Linked DNA regions of Homo sapiens: all the other regions are linked to region 1. The links are chromatin contacts, found by Hi-C or POLR2A ChIA-PET in ENCODE. All regions are on one chromosome and are shown on one strand. The core of a region is the stretch at or near the end of the contact, and the rest is flanking DNA. Distances in the headings are between cores, read along the strand shown.

The links. A loop is a pair of places that touch in the nucleus more often than their neighbours do. ChIA-PET counts read pairs that join two places held with the same protein, here RNA polymerase II (POLR2A). Pooled maps may share reads with other maps.
Region 2: a pooled map shows a loop between it and region 1 (5-fold over the local background). The contact joins the promoter of ACVR1B here to the promoter of POU6F1 in region 1. A Hi-C loop is called at or near these places in 5 of 50 pooled maps. POLR2A ChIA-PET finds 5 or more read pairs at or near these places in 2 of 52 experiments (HEK293 and WTC11).
Region 3: POLR2A ChIA-PET joins it to region 1 with 10 read pairs in WTC11. The contact joins the enhancer-like site here to the promoter of POU6F1 in region 1. POLR2A ChIA-PET finds 5 or more read pairs at or near these places in 3 of 52 experiments (OCI-LY7, WTC11 and activated CD4-positive, alpha-beta T cell).
Region 4: a loop to region 1 is called in a pooled map, with 5 times the contacts of the local background. The contact joins the promoter of NR4A1 here to the promoter of POU6F1 in region 1. A Hi-C loop is called at or near these places in 1 of 50 pooled maps. POLR2A ChIA-PET finds 5 or more read pairs at or near these places in 3 of 52 experiments (Caco-2, GM12878 and WTC11).

The regions. Positions count from the first base shown.
Region 1 is chr12:51,215,674-51,221,483 of GRCh38, forward strand. It overlaps POU6F1 (POU class 6 homeobox 1), which reads right to left and starts at 2,389. Exons shown (of 11, transcript NM_001330422.2): 1 at 1,969-2,389. RefSeq lists silencers at 1,563-1,822, 2,053-2,212, 2,413-2,562, 4,670-4,849 and an enhancer at 2,713-2,772.
Region 2 is chr12:51,948,177-51,954,370 of GRCh38, forward strand. It overlaps ACVR1B (activin A receptor type 1B), which reads left to right and starts at 3,523. Exons shown (of 9, transcript NM_004302.5): 1 at 3,523-3,658. The coding sequence starts at 3,568. RefSeq lists an enhancer at 3,301-3,920 and silencers at 3,378-3,437, 3,468-3,517.
Region 3 is chr12:50,617,348-50,623,105 of GRCh38, forward strand. The region is part of intron 1 of DIP2B (disco interacting protein 2 homolog B); the gene reads left to right. Among named protein-coding and RNA genes, the nearest start is that of DIP2B, 120 kb to the left of the region's middle. RefSeq lists an enhancer at 3,267-3,456. Within about 2 kb of position 2,029, at least 10 of the 41 ENCODE cell types and tissues checked have a DNase peak (open chromatin) inside an H3K27ac peak, as active enhancers do.
Region 4 is chr12:52,047,970-52,054,374 of GRCh38, forward strand. It overlaps NR4A1 (nuclear receptor subfamily 4 group A member 1), which reads left to right and starts at 3,473. Exons shown (of 7, transcript NM_173157.3): 1 at 3,473-3,599; 2 at 6,358-6,405. The coding sequence starts at 6,360. LOC107984510 (a long non-coding RNA gene) reads right to left here and starts at 3,185. Exons shown (of 2, transcript XR_001749148.3): 1 at 2,065-3,185; 2 at 636-1,240. RefSeq lists a silencer at 3,108-3,517 and enhancers at 3,609-4,166, 5,018-5,137.

The DNA.
Region 1 (5,810 bases), core at 1,139-3,638:
TCCTGTGGCCAGTTTCTCCTGCATCCCACTCTCTCTTCTGCCTCATGAACCCTCATTTTGACATGAGGGGTCAAAGGCAGGTTTAAAGGCAGAAGACCCAGCTTGAGTACTGCTTCTACTAGAGGTAATCCCTATAAGCCTCCGTTTCCTTATCCAAAATGGAACCAAATTATAGTAACCACCTCATGGGTTATTGTGAGGATTAAATTGATAATATTTATGGAAGGCACTTAAAACAGGGCCTAGCATGAAGCAAACACTATATATATGTTTGTTATTATCATTGCTATTATTTTGAACTGAAGTAAAGCATGCATATAAAAATGTTTTAAATTATAAAGCATTTTAAAAATGTAAAAGATGGCCAGGCACGGTGGCTCACGCCTGTAATCCCAGCACTTTGGGAGGCCAAGACGGTTGGATTGCCTGAGCTAAGGAGTTCGAGACCAGCCTGGGCAACACGGTGAAACCCCATCTCTACTAAGATACAAAAAAATCAGCTAGACTCTGTCTCAAAAAAAAGAAAATGTAAAAGATTACTCTGATAATTTTATGGTGAGTAAATCTTGGGGACAAGAATATGAGCTTATCCCAAGTTCCTTCAAAATGCAGAAAAACCTTACAGGAGCAAATTTTTTCTGAGTCACTTTTCTTAACTGCCAGCTAGTACTTCCAGGAACAAAACAGAATAAATGGCTACATACACACACACTGACACACAATCACTCTATGGTATTACCTTGTTAGTTTTAATGTTTAGCATCTACTTGTCCACCCCCAGAATAAAAACTCCATGATAGAAGTTTTGTCTGAATTGTTCAGAGCATGGCACTGAGTGGGTATTTTTGTTGAACTAATGAAGAAATGAAGTTCTACAGCAGATAAGCGGAGTACCAGGTCACAGAAGTATCACTTTGAGGACCAGGACTTGAATGAAAATGGAATATATGGAATTATTCCTCAGAAGGCCTCTGCCAGTCAATGGTGGCTGCCTTAGATTGCTAAATAAGGGGCATGGGACACATGTATATGAACAATTGAAGACCAGCCCTCTACTTTTGGAACAAGGAATTTGGGAAGGGCAGATGAGGTTAAAAATCTCTGCAAAGAGCCTCTTTTCTTTGGCCCAGGAATGCTTCCCGAACTCTTCTGATTTCCCCCTGCCCAGCCGCAGAGGCTATTCTGTGAAGGTTTTAGGCTTCCAGTCGGGCTGAGTGGGGTATTCTGCCGCGAAAGTGGAGGTTAGAGGGTATGCTGGGAGCTCCCTTGGCCTTGCCAGGTGAGCCTGCCCAGGGAGCCTGCATCGGGCCCATTATTATGACTATTTATTAATAATAATATCGATATTAAATATTTATGAAGTGCTCATGCTCTGCTAGAAGGTGGCCCTCCCATCACTGACCCACCCTTCCAGCAACGCCTGGGTCCCTACCCCCGGGTCCCACCGGTCGTCCCGGAGTTTGTTCATTCGGGAGAACCGTGACAGGTCACCCTGGCCGCCCCAGCTGGCCCTAACCGCCGGGAACCCAGGCGTCCGTGTTCTCCAGAGAGGCAAGGATCCGCTTCTGGTCGCCACTGGTTCTGTGTACAGAGCGTCCCCTGTGGTCCGCACCCCACAAGGGCTCCAGGGGCAGAAACGGGGAGGGGCCAGGTCGGGGTTCCCCACCGGGTCCACCTGGCGGCCGCCCCCTCCGCTCCAGGTCCAGAGCGGCCCGCGGGCGGGCGAGGGCGCGGCCCCCGGGTGTCTAGCCCCAGCTGGGCAACCGCGCGCTGTCCCGCTCCCGCAGCTCCCCGCCGCCCCGGCCCAGCATCCCGCCGCCCCGGCCCCGCGGCTTTTTTTCTCTTTATCATAAATATATAAATTATGCTAATTACGGGCATTGCATATTAACCAAACCCGAAACCTCCCCTGCCCGGCCCCCTCCCCCTCCGTGCAAACCCCTCCCCGCCCCGGACCCCGCTACTTACCGGAGCCCGAGCCCGAGCCGCCTTCGCCGCGGGTGTCTGGCGGCCACCGATTAGAGATTCATCTCACAGCCCGGGCCAGGGGGCCGGGGCCGGGGCCGGGGCCACGGCGGCCGCCGCCCGCAGACAAAGAAGCCAGTGCGGCTTGGCTGGGCTCGGCTCGGCCCGGGAGCTGGTCGGGACCCGCCGCCGCCCCCAGGCCCCCAGCCTGGGCTGGGCAGAGCCGAAGGGGGCTCCGCAGGCTAAGCCGGGCGGAGAGGGGACGGCCGGGAAGCGGGAAGGGGAAGCCGGGTGGGGGGGCGGTCAGGTATATATTTTTCTTCGTTCCCCCTTCCACGACCCCCCCCTTTTCCCTCCCCCCCTTTTTTCCCTCCTTCTGCTACTTGGATTTTTTTAGCTGCTGCGTCATGAGCATAATTTATGCAAAGAGCTTTGCCGCATGCTGCACCGCCCGCGCCAGCCGCCGGGGGCGGCGGGCTGGGAGGGCGGTCAGGGAAGGGAGGGGAGCACGGGAGCCAGGAGCGAGGGGTGGGGGTGGGGAGGGGACCCTCTGGCCCTGGCCGAGCGGGAGGTCCCGGAGGCTCTCTCCCGGGACAGGGATGGACGGTCAGTGGGTCTGGTTACTCAGCCCCTCCGAGGTGCCGCGGAGGTGGTTTCATTTCGGAAGGTGCCAGAGTAGGAGCTGGAGTCCGGACCCTCCATGCCACATGGCCTTCAGCTGAGGGTTGGGGCGGTGACTCCCGGCCACCGCCTTTCCTCTAGGTAGTCAACTGTCCTCAATGTTGAAAGTCAAGTTTATGTCTATCCCTCCCTCCCTAGAAAGGCGGGGGAACTCAGACATCGCTCAGCCAACGTGGAGAACCTCTGAACAGCTGTGCCCCAGCGCCAAAGCAGCGAAGGGTCCCAGGTCTCTCACCCGGTGGCGGCCGTGGGCTGTGTTGTCTAAAAGCAGATTTCCGGCCTTCTTGTCCAAGTAGACAAGGAAATGTGAACAGAAAGACAAAGTTCAGTGGAATGGTGAAAAACCTCTAGCAGCTTCTTAAGGTAGAGAGGGGACCAGAAAAGGGGTGGATGTGGGTGGCTGAGGGAAAGCAGATTGGAGAAGTGGTGGACAACTGAAAGAGGAAAAAGTTGGAAGACCAAAGTGGAAGCGTGGGAATGGAGAGAAGAACTGGGAAGGAAGGAGGCTCTGTAAATCCAGTGAATGTGGATCCCAATACTGAGGCCACCTGCTGTCATCCTAGGCTGTTCCCCCTCCCACCCTCTCCCGATATTTGGTGGTCTGAGGATAGCTAGAGGTAGATGGGTTAGAGGCAGTGTGAGAATGCAGTTGGAGGCCTCAGTCCTCCCCGGGACTGCTCCGTAAGGCCTCGTGGTGGAAGGGCATTGAATGGCCCGGCCTCGTCGTTAACCTGGCCAGTGGACTAGGCTGTTATCAGCTTGCTGTTTCCATCTGGAAGTGAGCAGGTACTGCTGGCGGCGGATTTATGAGTAACCAATGTATTAGGAGTCAGAATACTTAGGTTTTAGTCCCAACTCTTCCACTAGCCGTCCAGGCAAGTAATTTAACTTCTTCATTACTTATAAAACAAGGATAATATTTATAATGACATTTATAATGACTACTTCATAGGGTTAAGTTTGTGAGCCTGTATGTGAAAAAACTGAAAGCTGCAAGCTCTATACAACTGTAAGGTGTCATTCCTTGTACAATAGTTTGAACTCGTTTTAATGGCCCTGTGAAACTCTACTGCGTGGCTTGATATTACAGTTCTTGGGGTTTTTGTTTGGCCGGTAGTCCCTGTAGTTTCTCTCCCTGGACTGTGAATTCTTTGAGAGCACTGGTTGTGACTTACTCATGTTTGTATTTCCCACTACTCTTTATGTGAAGGAGGGGCTCAGTATTGCTGCTGAACTTTGTCACATGAAGGTTGAAACTTTTCATTTATGTCACTTGGTTTGGTGCTACACATAGATCAAAGGCTTTGGATAGCATGGATATCAGCGACAGTTTGAAGAAAGAAATATGGATGTGATCAGAGGAGTTCAGGGAGACATACATAAAAATGTTAATCACGGTTTTCTTTATGTTGTATACACTTCTGCATTGCTTAAATATTTGATGAGCATATATTACTTTTTGTTTCTGTGTTTATTGGGGCATAACATGTACACAGTATGTGTATACCTTGATAAATTTTTACATGTATATACATATGTACGTGTATGTATGTGTGTATACATATGTACGTGTATGTATGTGTGTATACATATGTACGTGTATGTATGTGTGTGTATACATATGTACGTGTATGTGTGTGTATACATATGTACGTGTATGTGTGTATACATATGTACGTGTATATGTGTGTATACATATGTACGTGTATATGTGTGTATACATATGTACGTGTATATGTGTGTGTACATATGTACGTGTATGTGTGTGTATACATATGTACGTGTGTGTGTATACATATATACACGTGTATAGATACGTGTATACATATATACATGTCTATATATACATGTATATACTCACACACATATATATATCCATGTAATCCCCACCCAAAACAAGATATAGAGCCTTTCCAAGACCTGAGGATTCCCTTATGTACCTTCACCGGCCATAAATTCCCAAAGTAACCATTATTCTGATTTCTGTCACCATAGATTGATTACTTGAGCTGATTCTTGAACTTCTCATAAATGGAATCAGACAATATGCAATCTTTTGTGTTTGGCTTCTGTCACTCAACAAAATTTTTTTTTTTGAGACGGAGTCTTGCTCTGTCGCCCAGGCTGGAGTGCAGTGGTGTGATCTCGGCTCACTGCAACCTCCGCCTCTCGGGTTCAAGTGGTTCTCCTGCCTCAGCCTCCCAAGTAGCTGGGACTGCAGGTGCGTGCCATCACGCCCAGCTAATTTTTTTTTTCTTTTTTTTTTCGAGATGGAGTCTCGCTCTGTCGCCCAGGCTGGAGTGCAATGGTGTGATCTCAGCTCACTGCAACCTCCACCTCCTAGGTTCGAGTGATTCTCCTGCCTCAGCCTCCTGAGTAGCTGGGATTACAAGCACACGCCACCATGCCCGGCTAATTTTTGTATTTTTAGTAGAGATGGGGTTTCACCATGTTGGTCAGGCTGGTCTTGAACTCCTGACCTCATGATCCGCCCACCTCAGCCTCCTAAAGTGCTGGGATTACAGGCATGAGCCACCACGCTCCCAGCTAATTTTTTATACTTTTGGTAGACACAGGGTTTCACCATGTTGGCCAGGCTGGTCTCGAACTCCTGACCTCAAGTCATCCGCCCTCCTCGGCCTCCCAAAGTGCTGGGATTACAGGTGTCGGCCACCACACCCGGCCTCAATATATGTTTTTGAGATTCATCCATGTTGTTGAATGTAGAAGTATTTTTTATTGCTGTGTAGTATTCCATTGCATAATTATACTACAATTTATCCATTCCATTATTGATGGGCATTTGCTTGTTGTTTGGGCCTCTTAGGAATAAAACTGCTATGAGCATTCTTGTACAAGTATTTTGGTGAACATATGCACTTATTTCTTCCAGGTAAATACTGAGGAGTAGAATAGCTATTCTATTTTATTTAGCTTTTGTCCATACTGCTAAATAGTTTTCTATAGTGTTTGAACCAATTTATATCTTTATCAGCAATGCATGAGAGAGTTCTAATTGTTTTACATCCTCACCAGTATGTGGTATTGGTAGTCTTCTTGCAATGAAAGTTTATTACTTTTTGGCTGGGCGCTGTGGCTCATGCCTATAATCCCAGCACTTTGGGAGGCTGAGGCGGGTGGATCGCCTGAGGTCAGGAGTTCGA
Region 2 (6,194 bases), core at 2,273-4,772, 730 kb after region 1:
TTGGGATGAATGACCCTGCTGCTCACCAAGGCAAATGATCCCCTAGGTAGTGGTGTCTCTGTGCGTTGCGACCAATGTGGCAATTGTCACACTGAGTTGTCACTCTAGTCAGTGGGACTAAGGAGTAAGACTTTTTCCTGGAGAAGTGGCTCCTGCTAGCTCTGGGGACTCTCCTGACAAAGAGACAGGGCAGAGGGGAAAAGAAGTTCATAGACTGTGATGTGGGTCCAGCCCTAAGATTAAGACGGTTTACAAGGCCAGGCACGGTGGCTCACGCCTGTAATCCCAACACTTTGGGAGGCCGAGGCAGGCAGATTACGAGATCAGGAGTTCGAGACCAGCCTGACCAATGTGGTGAAACCCTGTCTCTACTAAAAATACAAAAATTAGCCAGGCATGGTGGCGCATGCCTGTAGTCCCAGCTACTTGGGAGGCTGAGGCAGAAGAATCGCTTGAACCCAGGAGGCGGAGGTTGCAGTGAGCCGAGATCATGCCACTGTACTCCAGCCTGGGAGACAGAGCGAGACACCGTCTCAAAAAAGAAAAAAAAAGAAAAAGAAAAAGAAAAAAAAGAAGGCTTACGAAAATGGACACTTACCGGGGCCTTCAGGGATGGTGAGGAGAACTAGCAGGAAGCATCCTTGGGCCAGGCTGTGGGAAGGAGCGAAGGGCACAGGTAGGGATTAGGCAGTCTCTATGTAGCGCGGGACCTAAAAGGAAGGTAGACACATCACCTAGGAAAGCTCTAGTTTGGAGATGCCCCAAACTCTCACAAATGGGGTGTGAGGCATATGATTAACCCCTCCCCTGCTCCACCTCATTTTCCACCTTCAGCTGGGTCCTGAAGACCAGTACCTAGAAAAGCAGGAGATGCTATGGTGTTGAAGAAAGCACAGGACCAGTAGGCTGTGGCTTTAATGATGGATTGTATGTGAGCCTTGGCAAATCGCTTACCTTCTCTAAGTCTCAGTCACTTCATCGGGGCACACTCTGACATGCCTCAACCACTTCCTAGGATTGTAGTGAAGGTCAACTCATAATGATGATAATAGCTATTCTTTTTAGATCACTTCCTATGTGTCAGAGATTATGCTAAATGCTTTACCATATTTTATCAATACTAACAATATCTGTATGACATAGAACTATTATTAGCTCCATTTTACAAGATGAGTAAATTGAGGTTTAGGGAGGTAAAGTATCTTGCCCAAAGTTCAATGCTGTCAAGTGAGCTGATGGAGCTGACGGAGGTGGCATTTGGTCTGTGGAGCCAGCATTCTGGTTCCCTGATCTGTATATTTAGCTGTGTGGCTGACTTTACTGTCTAGGAGTGAAGCAACCACAGGTCCCCTCTGGGACCCCTGGCCTCGAAGCCACAGTGGCAGCACTTAGCAAGAAATAAGGAAAGATACCTCCCTCCCCCCTGGCTTCAGATATGTGCTCCTGAGGGGTTGGCTTTCCCTTCTTAACTGCAGGGGTTGGTGACTGTACTGGGTTGAATAGTGTCCACCCAAAATTCGTGTCTACCAGGAACCTGCGAATGTAATCTTACTTGGAACGAGGATCTTAGCAGCAGATGTAACCAATTAAGATCATTTGCACTCATACTGGATTAGGGTGGGCCCTAATCCAATGACTGGTATCCTTATAAGAAGAGAGGAATGTGGACAGAGATGTAGATGCAGAGGGAAGATAACCATGTGAAGACATGGGGTTATGCTTCCGCAAACCAAACAACACCAAGGATCCTGGGAACCACCAGAAGCTAGAAGAGGCAAGGAAGGATTCTTCCCTAGAGCCTTCAGAGAGCACATGGCCCTGCCAACACCATGGTTTCAGATTTCTAGCCTCCAGAACAGTGAGAGAATACATTTGTATTTTAAGCTACCCAGTTTGGTAGTAGGAAACTAACACAGTAACCTAGCACTGTGTGCACCACAGCTTGGTGGATAGAGCATGGATTGGAAACCACTTAGACGGACTGGGTGGGGTGTGCCTATTTGGGGGAGATGAGGGAGAGGAGAATAAGTTATTTACTCATCCAGCTACACTGACCAACTTGTAGACAATGCCTCCCCATGACTTTATGTGATTGTGTGTACACTGTGTCTGGCGAGTGTGTCTTCAGCTTTATTTTTTCCGGATATGACGATGGGAGTTCTTCAGGTTGGTGAAACTTAGAAGGTGAGAATTCCATTTAAGCAACTGTTCTCCCTATCTCTTGGCCATCCTTTCCACCCCTAGATCTCAGATGGTGAAGCTGTGCTTAGAGAGGTTCAAACCTTGCCCAAGTTTTCACAGCTAGTTAGTAGGAAGCAGAATTCAGATCCAGAATTCTCTGGCTGCAAAAATTCTGCCCTTTCCTTTATATCAAGTTCTTTCTCAAGCTAAAGAAACTGACCTCTTTTCAGAAAGATACGGAGTGATTTGTTTACTTTCTTAAGCATTTCTTCTAGATTTGAAAGTAACATTTATTTGAAAAATATTTAGAAATTATTGAAATGTTAAAAGTAAAAAAATTATGGCAATAACTACTGTTACTATTGGGTAAATATCCTTCCAGTCTTTTTTTCCTATAAACACATATTATCAGTACAATTTGAATAATACTGTAAACAGTGTTGCATTTTGCTTTTTTAATTTAACATTATCTTGTAAGCATTTTCTCATGTCAATAGTTTTTGTAAACAGGATTTTAAATTACTAAATAATGTTCCATCATATGGATGGGCCATAATTTAACATTTTCTATTATTGTCTACTTAGTTTCTACCTTTTTTACAATGATAAATATACAGTTAACATTTTTCATAAACATCTGTCCTCTTATTATTTCTTGAGGACAGGGGACAATACTGGGTAAATGGATATGAAGATTTTAAGGCATTTGATGCATAATGCCAATTGTTTACCAAAAGGGTTCTACCTACCAGCCCAATCAGAGTGCCTCACACGGCACCCTCACCCATACTGTCATCAATAAAGAGCTTTGCTATGTTCTGAAAAGGCGCGTGCCGCGATTCCATCACACAGGCTGCCGCGTCCAGAGGATGGCAGGGGGCGAGGCGAGGCAGGGAAACCAGTTAGGAGACCGCGGCGATGATCCCAGGGGACGCGCTGGGGGCTTGAGGCTAGGCGCAGGGATGGAGGAACTGGAACACGCACGGGATTCGTAGAATATTCGACGGGGGCGGGGGATCGACTCTGATAAGATAATTCTGCACTGCGTGGGGTGCAGGAGAGGGAGGAGACTGCACGTTCGGCTCCGGCCTCCTCCGCGCCGGGCTCGGCACCGATCCGCGAAGTTGGCCGAGGCGTGAGCCCCGCCCACCCCTTTAACAGGGACACTCCCCTTTAAGGCGGGCGCCCGCGCGCGCCCCGGCCCCGCCCTTCGGGGGCGCGCGCGGCGGCCGCGGCGCCGGCTCCGCCGGGAGCGCACGTGCAGGCGCCGGGCGGAGGAGAGGGAGGCGGGAGCCGGGCCGCGGGAGGAGGGGAGGCGCCGGGGGCGCGCGCGCGCGCGCTGGGCGCTGCTGGGCTGCGGCGGCGGCGGCGGCGGCGGTGGTTACTATGGCGGAGTCGGCCGGAGCCTCCTCCTTCTTCCCCCTTGTTGTCCTCCTGCTCGCCGGCAGCGGCGGGTCCGGGCCCCGGGGGGTCCAGGGTGAGTCCTGGGACGGGGGGCGGGGGCCGGGATGGAGAGGGCCCGGCAAGGGCGAGGCCTCGAGCCGCGGCCGCTGGACTACAGCGCGCCCCCTCCCCACGAGCACAATATGGCCGGGTGGGGGGCGCAGAGGAGTCGGGGTGACCCCCAGTCAGCTTCCCCGATCTCCGAGGCGCAGCCGCCCGGCGGCGACGGAGCTCACGCCGGGCCCCTGGGGACCCGAGCCCTGTTCCAGGCGGAACTGGATTCGGGCAGTTCTCAGGGGTCGCGCTCCCAGCGCCCTCGTGTTCCAGAGAGGGGAGTCTGAGCCTCCAGCTCCAAGATTTGGAGGTCCGTGGTTTCTGCCCTTCACCGTGTCCAGGGGCGGGGGGCTTTCTTCCCTCCCTCCAGGTGCTCCTGGGGGGCGTCTTTCTCCCGCCAAGACTGTGGGGTTCGGGCGGTGGGGTCTTAGCCTCTCCGAGGGAACCTGATGTTGAGAGTCCGCGCACCTCAGACTGTAGGGGAAGGGGTCTCTAACCTTTCCTTCAGGTCCTGCACTTGGCGTGTTTCTTCCCCTCCCTCCACTGCCTCCCTAATGTTCTGGGAAAGGGAGTCACATTTCCCCTTCACTCAATCCCTTGAGTTCAGTGGGGCAATCCCCCCTCCGCCCTCCGGCACTCATGCCCCGTGGAGGCTATTTGGAGGAAGTGGGACGAACAGGCCCCTAAACCTTTTTGGAGCCTGGCTTTGGAATCCCTAACCCTATGGAACCGAGTTCCCCAAGGGTTGATGTGAATCTAGGTGTATTTGCTTTCCTCCTCGCCTCCCCCACCCTACCCCGGGGGGCCCATTCAGTTAATCACTTTGTGGATGCCTTTCAGGTGAAATCCTGGAACCTGTCTCCAAACCCCCAAGATTATTTAAAGATCCCACCACTGGACTGTATTCCCGGCCCTTGGTCAGTACTTATTTACCTTCCTACACGATGCCTCTTCCCAGCCCGCCCACCCTCACACACCCCTTACCTCCCAATCCCCACAGTCTGCGGCTCGCCTTATACCACCCCCCCACTCTCCTCTCTGTAGAAGCGGGTACCTTTTTGCGGGACACTTCGCTGGCTGTGTTGTTTTTGAGGCTTTGGGGGCTGAGAAGAGCAGATGAAACCCTAAAATATTTCATTTAAGAGAGTCTTGGCGAATGTGTTTTGGCCTTGGGGTAGCAGATGAAGGTTATATTTGGCAGTTATATTGAAGCGATTATTGACCCACAGATGGATCTGGGAGAGATGATCAGGATTGTATTCGCTCCTGACGTACAAAGCCTGATGCTTTGACTTCTCAGCAGCCCCTAACCTTCCAGCAATGGGAGATAAAGTGTGTTCTGTGGCTCTCTTCTCTTACACTAAAAATAATGATTCTCAGGTGGGTTCAGTCGTCTTTAATAAACCAGACAGTCAAGAAAAGACACCATGCCACTTTGGAATCTCAAAAACAAGTTCATTATCTCCGGCTTTGATATTTGTTCCCAGTGGTGGAGCCTGTGCAGCGGGGTCTTTGTTCACGGGCTAATGCTTCTCCTAAGCACCTCGTGTGTGTTCTTCGGCCTCACTGCTCTGTGGCTTAGGTATCTGTGCTGTGGGGTTTGAGAAACATGGTGAAGGTGTATGAACAGAGCTTGACATTTGTGGTGAGATAATGATTTGCATGAATAAGGATGTTCGTCGGGCCTTATTAAGGGCCATGTTTTTGGAATGTGTAACATAATGTTCTCTACTGGGTAGTAAAAAAAAAAAAAAAGGGAGATTGAACCTCTAGGTTTGTCATTTTATGTGTGTATGTATAAATCTTTAAATCCTCATATAGGAATTTTTATCCTGCCCCTAATATATCCAGGATTTTTAACAGTCATTTCCCTGCTGATTTGATGTAGTGTTTGTGGGGTTTTTCTGGTTGTGAGCCTAGTTAAGAATGTTTGATAATCCAAGTGGTTCTGAATGGGGCAGAGTTCATTTTTTTGTAACCTTCCTAAAATGGATGTTTGTGGGGGTTAAGGTGGGTGAGTAAAATAGGGAGTTCGTTTCTTTTTTTGGTAAATTGGAAATTAGGTTGTGTGTCCAGCAAACATTCTCCAGGGCCTTTAAACTTCTTGGCCAGACACTACAGTTTTTTCCAGGACACGTCTAGTTGCCAATAGTGTATGCTATGGAGACCACTGCTGCAAAGGGCTTAAAGTAAAACGTCAGTTCTGGGAAAATAGAGGCTGTGGGATAACAAGAAGTTGATTTTTTTCCCCTCCCCTGCATTTCCTATATAGTGCTCCCCTACGTGGGCTGGAGGAGTGACAGAGCCAGACAGCTCTGATGCCTGATACTTGGACTTGATGTGAGGGGCAGTAAGGGATAGGTGTTTCTATTAATTAATGAATTAACTAGGACTTAGTAAAAGGCCAGTGATAAGGAGAATGAGTTTCAGTTAGAAATAGCATCCGTTTGATAGGTGTACATGTTTTAAGGCCTGGCTTTGGAATTTTCACATTTAAAAATGTAAAATTGAGTTAG
Region 3 (5,758 bases), core at 779-3,278, 600 kb before region 1:
GGTTTCACCGTGTTAGCCAGGATGGTCTCAATTTCCTGACCTCATGATCCACCTGCCTAGGCCTCCCAAAGTGCTGGGATTACAGGCGTGAGCCACCGCACCCGGCCTTTTTTGCTATTTTTAAAACACCAGTTGGACACAGTTTCCACAGTTGGCTGTCTGGTTTAAAAGATGAAAGGGGTCAGGGGCAGTGGCTCATGCCTATATTCCCAGCACTTTGGGAGGCCAAGGCAGGTGGATCACTTGAGGTCAGGAGTTGGAGACCAGCCTGGCCAACATGGTGAAACCCTGTCTTTACTAAAAATACAAAAATTACCCGGCAGTGGTGGCATTTGCCCATAGTTCCAGCTACTTGGAAGGCTGAGGCAGGAGAAGCACTTGAACCCCAGAGGTGGAGGTTGCAGTGAGCCAAGATTGCACCACTATACTCCAACCTGGGCAACAGAGAGAGACTCCATCTCAAAAAAATAAAAGATGAAGGAGATTAAAAGAGACAGTTCAGCCAGGGTCCTGTTGAGGAGCAGAATTGTTAATACATTTTCGAAAGTCATCTGTATTTTGAAGTGATTCATAGTAATTGCTTATGTTGTTTGTTTATGGACAACAGGTTTAATTTTTTTAAATTGCATCTGATTTAGGGGCCACCTACAAATAACAATGGACAAAGAACAGCAAGAAAAAGGCCAGAGATTCTAGTCTAGCTTAGGCAAGACATTTAACTTTTCACATCTCAGTTTCTTGTTCTCATGAAGGTAATGCTTTTTCCGTTTATTGAAGAAGGTTTTCAGCCAAATCAAATGAATTGATGTCAGAATGTTTTGAAAAGTTAAAGAATAAAAAATTTAAAAGAATGTTAGATTGGTGGTGGTGTTATATAGTGCCATTTTTTGAAGAGTGAAGTAAATTGATGGGTCCATGAGGTGACTATCAACCCTCAACGTCAAGTGTCTGAGGATTTCGTGGTGAGGCACAAACGGCCAAGTCCTACCTCAGGTTAGGCTGCAGGAGTAGCAGCAGGGCCATCTCTGTTCATCGGTGATTGAAATTACAGCTTCTGTGTCTGTTGTTCCAAGCATGCCACTCTTTTCCAAACTCTGGGTTTGATAAACTGTGCATTCACCCTCAGTGTCTCTCTCTCCTGACGATCATCCTTCAAGACCTAACCCAAGAGCAACTTTTGTGATGTTTTCTCAATCTTTCTGAAGTAGAATTTGGAGCGTCTCTGTAAAAATGAATATATGGTGGTGTTTAAGAGCAGGGGCTCTGGAGCCATTTCTGCCTGGATTCAAATCCTGATCACAGCACTTACTAGGTGTGACTGTAGGCAAATTGCTTAAACTTCTGTGCCTCACTGTCCTCACCTATAAATTGAGAAAAATGATGATAATATCACCTGATAGGGCTGTTGTGAGGCTCTTGGAACAGAGACTGATACATAGGAGGCCCTTGATAAGTGTTATTTTACTTATATGTTCTTATCGAGTATTATAATTTTCATTACCATTCTCTCCTTGCTCCCATGGGACTTTGCAAATAATCTTGAGTGTAGCACTTGTACTTTTATTGTAATATTTGTTTAGACTGGGAACTCCTTGAAGGCAAAGATACTATTTTATTTGTCTTTGTTTAATGACCTGCATATCATCCATTCAGTGCTCAAAAATGCTTTTCTTTCCTTCCCAAAGTCCCCCCACCCTCTATCACCACCCCTGACTGCATAGCTGTGACTTTAAAGCAGGGTTGCATGGCATATGCTCTTTTATTTCCACTGGGGCAGAAAGTTTATGGCTGCAGCTGTAACCCTTGCTCTCTGTCCATTAAGACTGCTCCCGATAGAAAAAGTTATACATATGACTTGATGACCCTCCAGAATTTTTCAGATGTTGTGTTTATTTAGCCCCTAATTGCTCAAGGTACTGCACAAGGTCATAAATGAAAGTTACTTAGCATTGCCACATTTCTTGGGAGATAGGAATCCTGAACAACTACCAAACATGGCCATGCCCATACAGAGCCAGTCAGCAGCAGAGTACAACTAGCAAACCACTAAGTGACTGTATCGTTAGGAATTTATATCACCTTTCTGATAAGAGAATGAAAAGCCAGACCCAAACCAAATGTCGTCTGCTCCGTGAAGCATTCCTTTCCCTACTCAGGCCAAGATCGTGATGCTTCCTTCTGGGTTCCAGAAGGTGCTGCATTTGTGTACGTGTCTCCCATGGCGCTTAATTATAGAGTGTTAGTCATGTTTGTTTGCCTGTGCCTCTTCTCTGCGACATAATTGTCCCCACTTGGCCAGTAGGGTAGGCTTTTAGTAATGTTTGTTGATGTTATTTTCCATAGCCCAGACCCTATATTTTAAATCACAATGAAAACTTTGCAAGGGAGAGACTGTTCCCCATTTCACAGATGTAGAAACTGAGGCTCTGCTGAGCGCATTGGTTCACACCTGTAATCCCAACACTTTGGGAGGCCAAGGCAGGAGGATTGCTTGAGCCCAGGAGTTTGAGACCAGCCTGGGCAATAGTGAGACCCTTGTCTCTATAAAAAAAACTTTTTAAAAATTAGCTGGGTGTGATAGCACACCCATCTGGTCCCAGATACTCAGGAGGCTGAGGCAGGAGGGTCACTTGAGCCCACAAGTGAGCCATGATCATGCCACTGCACTCCGGCCTGGGTGACAGAGTGAGACCCTGTCTTAGAAAAAGAAAGAAACAGATTTATCAAGAAATAAAACTTGTCTAGAGTCCTTTTGCCTCAGATGTGGTTCTGTCTAGCTCAGACCCTTGAGCTCTTCACCACAGCAGTGTCACCCACCTGACTGGTGTAAATACACACTAACTGCTCACTACTTATGCGACTGTTCTCCCTACCACCTTGTGGCTTTTAGGAGGCTTGGGTGGCTGGCAGGCTCACGCACGCCTCCTCACAGCCCTCTCTCAATCAACTTGAAGATGATTTGTGGGCCACTTGTGCCAAGCTGTTTTCATTGATCCCAGGTGGTGAGGAAAGAAGTTGGAAACATAAGTCCTTTATACTCAGCCTCACACATGTGTCTTTCTGTATGTCTGCTGCTGGCTGCTGAAGACTGTGGTAATTCTGATGCAGCTGGACAGTCTCACAGCGTGTGGGTCGCAGACTCGCCACGACCATTCTCTTGTTGGTTTAGGTCAGTGTCTTCATACAAGGCTCTATGCCTGCCTCCACTCCTGCCAAGCGCTGCAGGCACCTGGACAAAAGACGTTACTCTAGTGGGAGGGGAAGGCTAATCCTCCCTGTATTTATTTCTCAAAAAAACTTGAACAACAGGTTTACCTTATATGCCATTTTAATGCAAATTTTATATAGGTATCATTATGATTCTCCTTTTTGTTCTATATGCCAGATGGCAAAAAGTCTGTTCTGAGTAAGAAAGCCTGTGGTGTGACTCAGTGTCTGAGCTCCAGAGGTTCTGTGCTCTCCCTTGTGGCTGGATAGCCCAGCCAGCATTCTTCCCCCTCCTCCCAATCAGTTCCCTCCTCACATTCAGTCTGCAGAACCATCCAGCATACACCAGACAGGATTCCTCACTGCAGCAATTTCCAAACTTGCCTGGCTTTAGGACTCATTGGAAGATGCTTGTTAGAAGTAGAGATTTCTGGATCTTAATCCAGACTTAGTGCATCAGAGTCTCCATGGGAGGGGTCTGGGAATTCGTATTTTTGCAAGTTCCTTGGGAGAATCTTAAAAATTGGACAAGGTTGAAAAACATTGCTTTAGTGCAGCAAAATCTGTGTAAGTACAGGTGGTGAGGATGATTTAAGAGCACAGACTATAAGTGGTGGCAACCACAGAAATGTGAAATAACAGATTCTCACTGATTTCTTTCTGTCTGGTCTTGCCCTCTAGCTAAGGGATGTATCTATATCTGGCTTGGAGTTCTTAGCTTTTAGTGCCTTGTGATTTATATATTATTCCTCTCTTCAGGCAGTCCAAGCATTGCTTTTTTGTTCACCTTTAAGATCTAGCTGTCAAGTTTCGGTAAACTTCTGGTCCACTAAATTCCATTCCCTGAGCCTTTCAGCTCTTGCTAAAGAACTCTTTTTCTCCCATTTCTAGTTTTCCACCAAGTACACATGTCTGTTTGATTTATTATTCTCTCACTGCCTCCATTTTATTAATTCATTCAGTCACTTGTTCAACAAGCGTCTATTGTGCCAGGCTGTGGGTGGGCTACAGTGATAAACAAGACACAATCCCTGCCCTCAAGTGCACAGTCTAGTAGGGAGACATGGGGTGTAAACACATAATTAAAATACCAGTGGGTGCTAAGTGCTATCACAGATATGTATGCAGATTTGTAGGCGCACTAGGAGGAAGTAGTGGAAGGCATCACAGAGGGGTGACTTTTGAGCACAGGGTCTTGTAGTCAGAAAACGGGGAGGGGGAGCATTTTAAAGATACTGTAGGCCTAGCATTGTAGTCCTCGCATTCTCACTGCAGCTCAGCTTCTTCCAGGTCTCCTTAATTTCTTTGCTCGTTTGTGGATCTGATGGAGCTAATTGGCATGGCTGAACTAGACTGTCTTGATTGACCTCTTTCAAAACCTGAGGTGGTTAGTAGTTGATTAATATCCAGGATGCCAAATCTAACAGATTGTCCCACGATCATTTACTGACATTGCCTGACTGAGACTTAAGCACTGAAGAAAGCTTTTTAAAGGCCTTTCACTTTGTCACTCTGCCAGATGTGTTCTGAGCCATCAGAAGTGGCCTTTGTGCCAGGGTAGGGGGTGGAGGTAGGAGATCTTGTGAGTGGCGAATGGAACAGAAGAATGCTTTGGTATTTCTTTTACAATAAAAGACATGGTTTCCTGTTTCTAATGACGGTTTACTTGGTAGGCTTCTGTACCCCTGTTAGCTGTATTTACTGTTTGAAATTCCCTGAAGTCTTGAGTTGGCTGCTTTGAAAAGGTTTAATTAATTATTTTTTAACAAAAATTCAGTTTCTGTATTTTACTAGGGAAACAGATGAAGGACCATTGTGATTAAATTTGTATAGTGTAGTAAGTAGTCATGATTGAAGTTTTAAAATATTTATTGTTTCTTGAAATAATGTTCATTGCAGAAAAATTAGAAAATAAGAGCAAGAAGGAAAAGAAACTATAAAACCACTTCATAATCTTGCAAGCCATAACTAACCACTGTTAATATTTTGGTGGGTAAACATGCACACTTTTCCAGTGCATACACAGAAAAAAATTTTACATGTGTGCAAACACATTATTCCTTTTTTTTTTGAGATGGAGTTTCACTCTTGTTGCCCAGGCTGGAGTACAGCGGTGTGATCTCAGCTCACCGCAGTAACCTCTGCCTCCTGTGTTCAAGCGATTCTCCTGCCTCAGTCTCCTGAGTAGCTGAGACTACAGGCACGCGCCACCACTCTCAGCTAATTTTTGTATTTTTAGCAGAGACAGGGTTTCACCATGCTGGCCAGGCTGGTCTCGAACTCCTGACCTTAGGTGATCTGCGTGCCTCGGCCTCCCAAAGTGCTGGGATTACAGGCGTGAGCCACCTTGCCCAGCTATTTTTTTTTTTTTTTACCCCATCTAATGACCTATCAAAAATATCATTCTTAAAATTGAATATACTGTGTAAACCACCTTGTTAGCAAATATACACCTATGGACCGTTCGTTCTTAGAAAGATGTGTACTTTTGAATTAATATAAATCAGGCTTAGTTTTTAAAAATCAAACTCTACTAAAGTATATAAAACAG
Region 4 (6,405 bases), core at 2,223-4,722, 830 kb after region 1:
CGGTGAAACCCCGTCTCTACTAAAAATACAAAAAATTAGCTGGGTGTGGTGGCAGGCACCTGTCGTCCCAGCTACTCAGGAGGCTGAGGCAGGAGAATGGCATGAACCTGGGAGGCGGAGCTTGCAGTGAGCCGAGATCGCACCACTTCACTCTAGCCTGGGCGACAGCACCATCTCAAAAACAAAACAAAACAAAAACAAAAAACAAAAAAAGAGCTAGCAAGGCTGAGATTGAGCACAGACTGGTCAAGCCACAGATAACGCACTTGTTCTTGCTGGTTGGCAGGAAGAACAATGGCTTGGCTGATCATCTTTTGCTACCTATTAAAATTGGTTTTATTTTGGCCGGGTACAGTGGCTCATGCCTGTAATCCCAGCACTTTGGGAGGCCAAGGCGGGCAGATCACAAGGTCAGGAGATCAAGACCATCCTGGCTAACACAGTGAAACCCCGTCTCTGCTAAAAATACAAAAAAATTAGCTGGCGTGGTGGCAGGCACCTGTAGTCCCAGTGACTCGGGAGGCTGAGGCAGGAGAATGGCGTGAACCCGGGAGGCGGAGCTTGCAGTGAGCCGAGATAGTGCCACTGCACTCCAGCCTGGGTGACAGAGCGAGACTCCGTCTTAAAAAAAAAAGTTAGTTTTATTTTCTAGGGAAGGCCCTGCTGGGGTGGAGGGAGACATCCTGGGGCAAAGTGGGTGCTAGGTGAGGAAGTCAGCCTGTGACACAGCTGGGATCAGTTCCACCCAGCAAGACTTGCTGTGTGCTCCTGAGCAAAGTGTAGCTCCTCTTGGAACCCTTGACTCCTAATCTGCAAAATGGGAGGACTTGAATTCTATATGTGGTTTTAAACCTTTTTTTTTTTTAAGCTGTGGAGTCATTTTCCACAAAAGGATTCCACAAAATCTAAGCAAAATCTTACGGAAAAGCCTAAGAGAAAGAAAAGCAAAACTTTGCCTGAAATGAGGTAGGGATCCTGGATGGGTCCAATTGGCATCATCCTGCCCACACTTCACATTCAACCAGTGGCCTTGAAGGAAGATGGTTTGGAGCAACCCAGAGCTCTCTGCAGATGCATTCACGTTGAGACTGTATGCTGGGATGGAGGGTTCTGGCAGGTTCTGACCAGATGACTGAATGCCATCAGCATTACAGTCACCCCTTGGTTTATGAAGGGGGTTGGCTCCAGGACCCCAACTTGTACTGCGAATACTCAAGTCCCACTGTTGGCCCTGTGGAACCTGTAGATACTAAAAGTCGGCCCTCTGTATATGTGGGTTTTTGGATCCATGTTGGATTGAAAAAAAATCCCCAAATCCCCATATGAGTGGACCTACACAGTTCAAACGTGTTGTTCAAGGGTCAACTGTGTATGAAGACTGCTCCATCTGTGGTGGACAGTGAGGCTTTAGAAAGAGGAGACAGGCAGGCTAATGGATGGTCTTCATGGGTGTGGGAAAGGAGGAGTGGTCACTGGGCGCAGGCAGTTGGTCTGTGGGACCAGTGAGGCATGGGCTGTGGCTGGCAGTAGGAAAGCGGGAGAGGCTGAGTGCAGTGGCTCATGCCTATAATCCCAGCACTTTGGGAAGCCAAGGCAAGAGGCTTGAGCCTGGGAGGTCCAGGCTGCAGTAAGCCATAATCATGCCACTGCATTCTAGGCTGGGCAACAGAACAAGACCTTGTCTCAAAGACAACAAAACAAAACAAAAACGGGGAGAGGAAAGGACCCAAGAGATGTTCCAAAAAAGAATTTCAGGAAACAGTGAAAAGTTGCAAATGGGGCATCAGGAGCCAGGAGCAGAGATTAGGTGGCAGGCAGGGGGTGCAGAAATGACAAGTTCTGTCTGGAACAGATGAAATTTGAGGTGCTTGTGGGACCTTTGAGTGGGCAGAAGCGGGGGCTGGAGACAAGGGTGTGGGAAAACTGTGATGGGGGTTGAGGGTGGAAATCGGGCCGGCAGAGCCTCCGGGGCAGAGAAAGTCCTATGGGGTGACCAGATGAGTTGAGAACTGGGTGGGTGGGTGCAGGCTCAATGGAAGCAGAAACTCATGGATATTGACTTACATGGGAGAAGGGGAATGGATGGGGGTCGCAGTGGGGTGGCAGGGCTCTCTTTTCCTTGTTTTTGTTTTTTTGCCCTTCCCTCTTCTCTTACTTTTCCGTGAGGGCTCCCCAGGCTCAGGAGAGATCAGGGTGGAAGGGTGACGGCCAAACCAGGGAAGGCTCCAGGTGGCTGAAGCCTGGTCTGTGCCCAGCAGGGCCCTGGCGGGCTGTTCCTCACTCCACCGGGCAGGTGATAACTGGTCAGAGCTGCCTCCCCACAGGTGCTGGAGGTAGGCTGGGAGGGCCGGTGCTCCCTGATGTGGACAGGGGGAGGGGTATTGATAAGAGGCGTGGAGAGATCCCTAGAGATGCAGTCTGTGGCCCTGGGTTCCAACCCAGTGTGCCACCACCTGGCTGTGTGACCTTCAGCAAGTGCCATTATTTCTCTGAGCCTGTTTGTTTATAAAATGAGGAAGAGTTGGCACAAGTTTGAAAAGATTTCTCAGGCTCCACCCGGTTCTGAAATTCGGTAATTTCCCAACTAGGGTGCACTCCCCCTGTAAGGGGCTGGGGAGGGGACGGTGCGAAACCAAGTTCAGCTTGTGGAGCGGAGCCAGAGCTGTTGGCCGAGCTTGGGCCTGGCCAACGCCTGCCCTCGGGAAGGTCCTGTGTAGGGAGACTGCCTGGAGGGACTAAGCGAGGGCTCTAACTGACGTCTCAGGGGCAGCCTCTCAGCCTGAGACCCTGCTGGGGAAGCCGCGTCCTGTGCACTAGCTGCGCCTAGGGCTGAGGTGAGGGCGCAGGCTCCCCAGGGTGTGTCCGAATTGCCCGCCTCAGCCCGCGGCCTGTCCTGACCGCCCAGCAGCGGCAGCAGCGACACCCTAGGGCTCCAGGAAGGGCTTGGGAAGGTGTAAAGGCGGGGCTAGGCTCGGAGGGAGCCGGAGGGACCGGGCGCGGTTGGCTCCCGGGAGCAACTGGAGAGTGAGGAGATCCTCATCCGGGGAAGCCCCGCGGCCGCGTCTCTACAGCGCCCCTTCTCGGGCTCTGGCCCTCCCGCTGGTTATTCTGGACCTGGGGGCCCCCAGCTGGGACCCGAGTCCGGTGCGGGGAGCCTAGTGGGCCTGGGAGCTGCTATTTTTAGCGGGCGCGGCGGGCGCGAGGAGCCTATTTATAGATCAAACAATCCGCGCTCCCTGCGTCAATGGAACCCCGCGTGCGTCACGCGCGCAGACATTCCAGGCCCCCCCTCCTCGCCCCGCCCCCTCGGGCTCCCCGGGCCGCACCTCCCCCTGGCCGCCTCCCGCCGGAACCGCACCGCCCCCCGCGCCCTTGTATGGCCAAAGCTCGACGGGCGGCCTGCGTCAGTGGCGCCCCCGCCCCTCCCCGTGCGTCACGGAGCGCTTAAGAGGAGGGTCGGGCTCGGCCGGGGAGTCCCAGTGGCGGAGGCTACGAAACTTGGGGGAGTGCACAGAAGAACTTCGGGAGCGCACGCGGGACCAGGGACCAGGCTGAGACTCGGGGCGCCAGTCCGGGCAGGGGCAGCGGGAGCCGGCCGGGTAGGTTCCCTTCGGGGAACGTGCATCTGTTTTTAGGAGCGGTGCATGAAGGAGATGGGTGTACGCGCGGGCAGAGAGGATGTTGTAGGGCCGGCATGCAAGAGGGTAGGTGTAGTGTGCAGCTGTAGCACAACGGGATGAGAACCCAGGTCAGACTGGAAACTACTGGGTGCGGGGTAGGAGGTAGGGGAGGTTGACTACCTGCAAAGTGGAAGCTGTAGGGGGTTGGGGTTGGCGCCGGGAGTAGGGACTTGTCCAGCAGGCGGCTGGCCTTAGTTCAGTCTCCTAGGGTGCCCAACTGGGCGCACGGTGCTCTGAACTTGGGTGGGTGTGGATGGGGGTCACAGCACCGTGGGGGAACAGGTACACAGAGCTTTGGCGCTGCTGGGATCCGTACGATTCTAACTGGGATTGGATTTCCAAAAGGCCCTCCTTCCTCCCAGCCTGTCAGCTCCCTCCCAGTGTCCCGGTTGTTTTCTTAACACTTTAGAGGCTGTGGCTGAGTTGGCAGGGGTTCCCCACCCTGAACTTTCTGTCTGAGGTGCGTTAGGAAGCCTCCGGATCATTGAAGGAAGTGACTGGCTTGGTGGCTGACCTGTGGAGGGCTGCTTGCTGTGTATTGAATAAAGGAGGCTTCTTGGGGTCGGGGCAGGGTCTCTGTAAGCACAGGGAGAATTGATTTCGCTGGGGCTTGGATCACGTGTGTGTGTGTGTGTGTGTGTGTGTGTGTGTGTGTGAGAGAGAGAGAGAGAGAGAGAGAAAGAGAGACAGAGGTGGAAACCCTTGTCCTTGGGGATCCTGGATAGAAGTTGCCAGTGTTGGAGTCTTGGGGCGGTGCTGCCTAGAGGATACCTCCCAACCATTCCAGCTCCAGATGCTGATCATCCCTATGCCCCCTCCCCCAGTAGTCTCTGTTGGATCTTACAGGTAGGGTGCAGCCTGAGGCTTGTTCAGCAGAACAGGTGCAAGCCACATTGTTGCCAAGACCTGCCTGAAGCCGGATTCTCCCCACTGCCTCCTTCAACCCCGCCTCTTCCTCCTCCTGTGGGACTGCTCCCCCCTCCTGTGAGGCTAGATGTAGGTCCATATCTTGTGTTGTTAAGAACCTGCATGAAGGGGGAGGGACTGATGGGGGTTGATCCGGATGTGGGACGTCCAGGTGGAGAAACAGGATTTGAATAAGGCAGGAACAAGCGCCCAGTTCTGCCCAACTGCTGTCTTTCCTCCTTCACCCCCAGCCCATCCCTGGCCAGGCTGTCCTAGTGCAGGCAGATGTGGCCACCCTCACCTCTCGCAGGGTGCTGCATGCCTGTGGACTGGTGCCACTGGGTGTGTGGGGCCTGAGCTACAAGGGTCTCTGTTGTCTTGGTTGTCAGGCTAGGGGTGGAGGTGCCCTGTTCAGGGCCTGTGGAGTTAGAAGGAAGGCTAGGACCAGAGAGGACTTCCTGGGCTCTTGGCCAGGAGGTGGTGACAGCCTTTGCCCCCATCACTGCACCCCTTGATTATGGTACTCTGTTCCTGCTTGATTTCTTCTCCAGCTTCCCTCATTGACTGGTGAGGCCAGAGTTACGCAGACCCCAGGTGTGTAGGTTGGGAGGGAGACTGTCCTGGAGCCTCCTCTGCATTATTTTTTGACCATTCTGTGAATGTAAGGATCTGCCTGAATGATGCTATCTCTGTTCAGGCTCTCTTCAGGCTCCTCGGGACTGGGGCTGTGTAACCCCCTTTGCCTGAGCCTCTGGATTCTTCAGGGCACAGACCCTGCTTTAGTGGAGGGACCCAGGCAGGGGCAGAATGTCTTCCACCCACCCACCAGCAGGCTTCTCCTTAAGTCTTCTGCTGGACTCTCAGAGTTCTCTTATTAAGATAACTGGGGGCAGCAGAACATTCTTTTTAGGTACTGTTGTCCATTCTCCTGAGAGTCCAGGGGGCTGTGGTCTCCTTCCTCCCCCCTTGCCCTGTCCCCAGCAAATGGCCTTTAAAGGTCTGGAGCCAGGTTACCGATGAGGAGGCCTAGGTTCCCTTCCTCTTTGCTTCTGGGAGCATCTCGAGCAGTGCAGAGTGGCTTCCCAGCCCCAGATGGCAGGATTGGGGTGGGTTTGGGATCTGCTGCCTTTGCTCAGTGTGCAGGGTTGGGGTGGAAATGGGGGACAGGCTAGGGCCTCTGCATTAGGCTGCCTTCTTAGGCAGGTGGGCTTTCACTTCCAGCTCCTCTTCCATTTTCACGATGTCCTTCTTCCTAGGCACTGCGAGGGGAGGAGAAAAGGGGCTTTGCAGAGGCCTGGGAGTATTCCCAGGAAGTGCCTGGTTGGCGAAACAACCAGGGAGCTGCTCCTGGGAGCTGGGCTGAGGCTTTGCTGGGCTGCCTCTCCCACTCACCCTTCTCCCGGCCCCCACCATGCCTTCCCCATGGGGGAGGGGCAGGGGGCTGGAGGAACACAGCTTCCCCCTGTTCTAGCAGAGAAATGCTGGCTGTATGCCTCCCCTAGGGTTCCCAGGCTGACTAGGGTGTGGCTGGCCTTCTGATGGAGCCCACTCATGCTGGGCCGCTGCCCAGGGGCTTTGTGGCACCTAGGTCGAGATGGTACTCAGGCCAGGGGTCAGGATTCCTGGGTGCTCTGGTCCCGGTGCCTCTGTCTCATCTTTAGGCTGGGATTCCTGCCACCTTGCTGCTCTGGGGCCCAAATACTTTGAGACAAGGCTATAGGCTTGTCCCACTGACTCTCCTTTCCCTCCCTGGGGTCTCCTCTCTCTCCAGAGATGCCCTGTATCCAAGCCCAATATGGGACACCAGCACCGAGTCCGG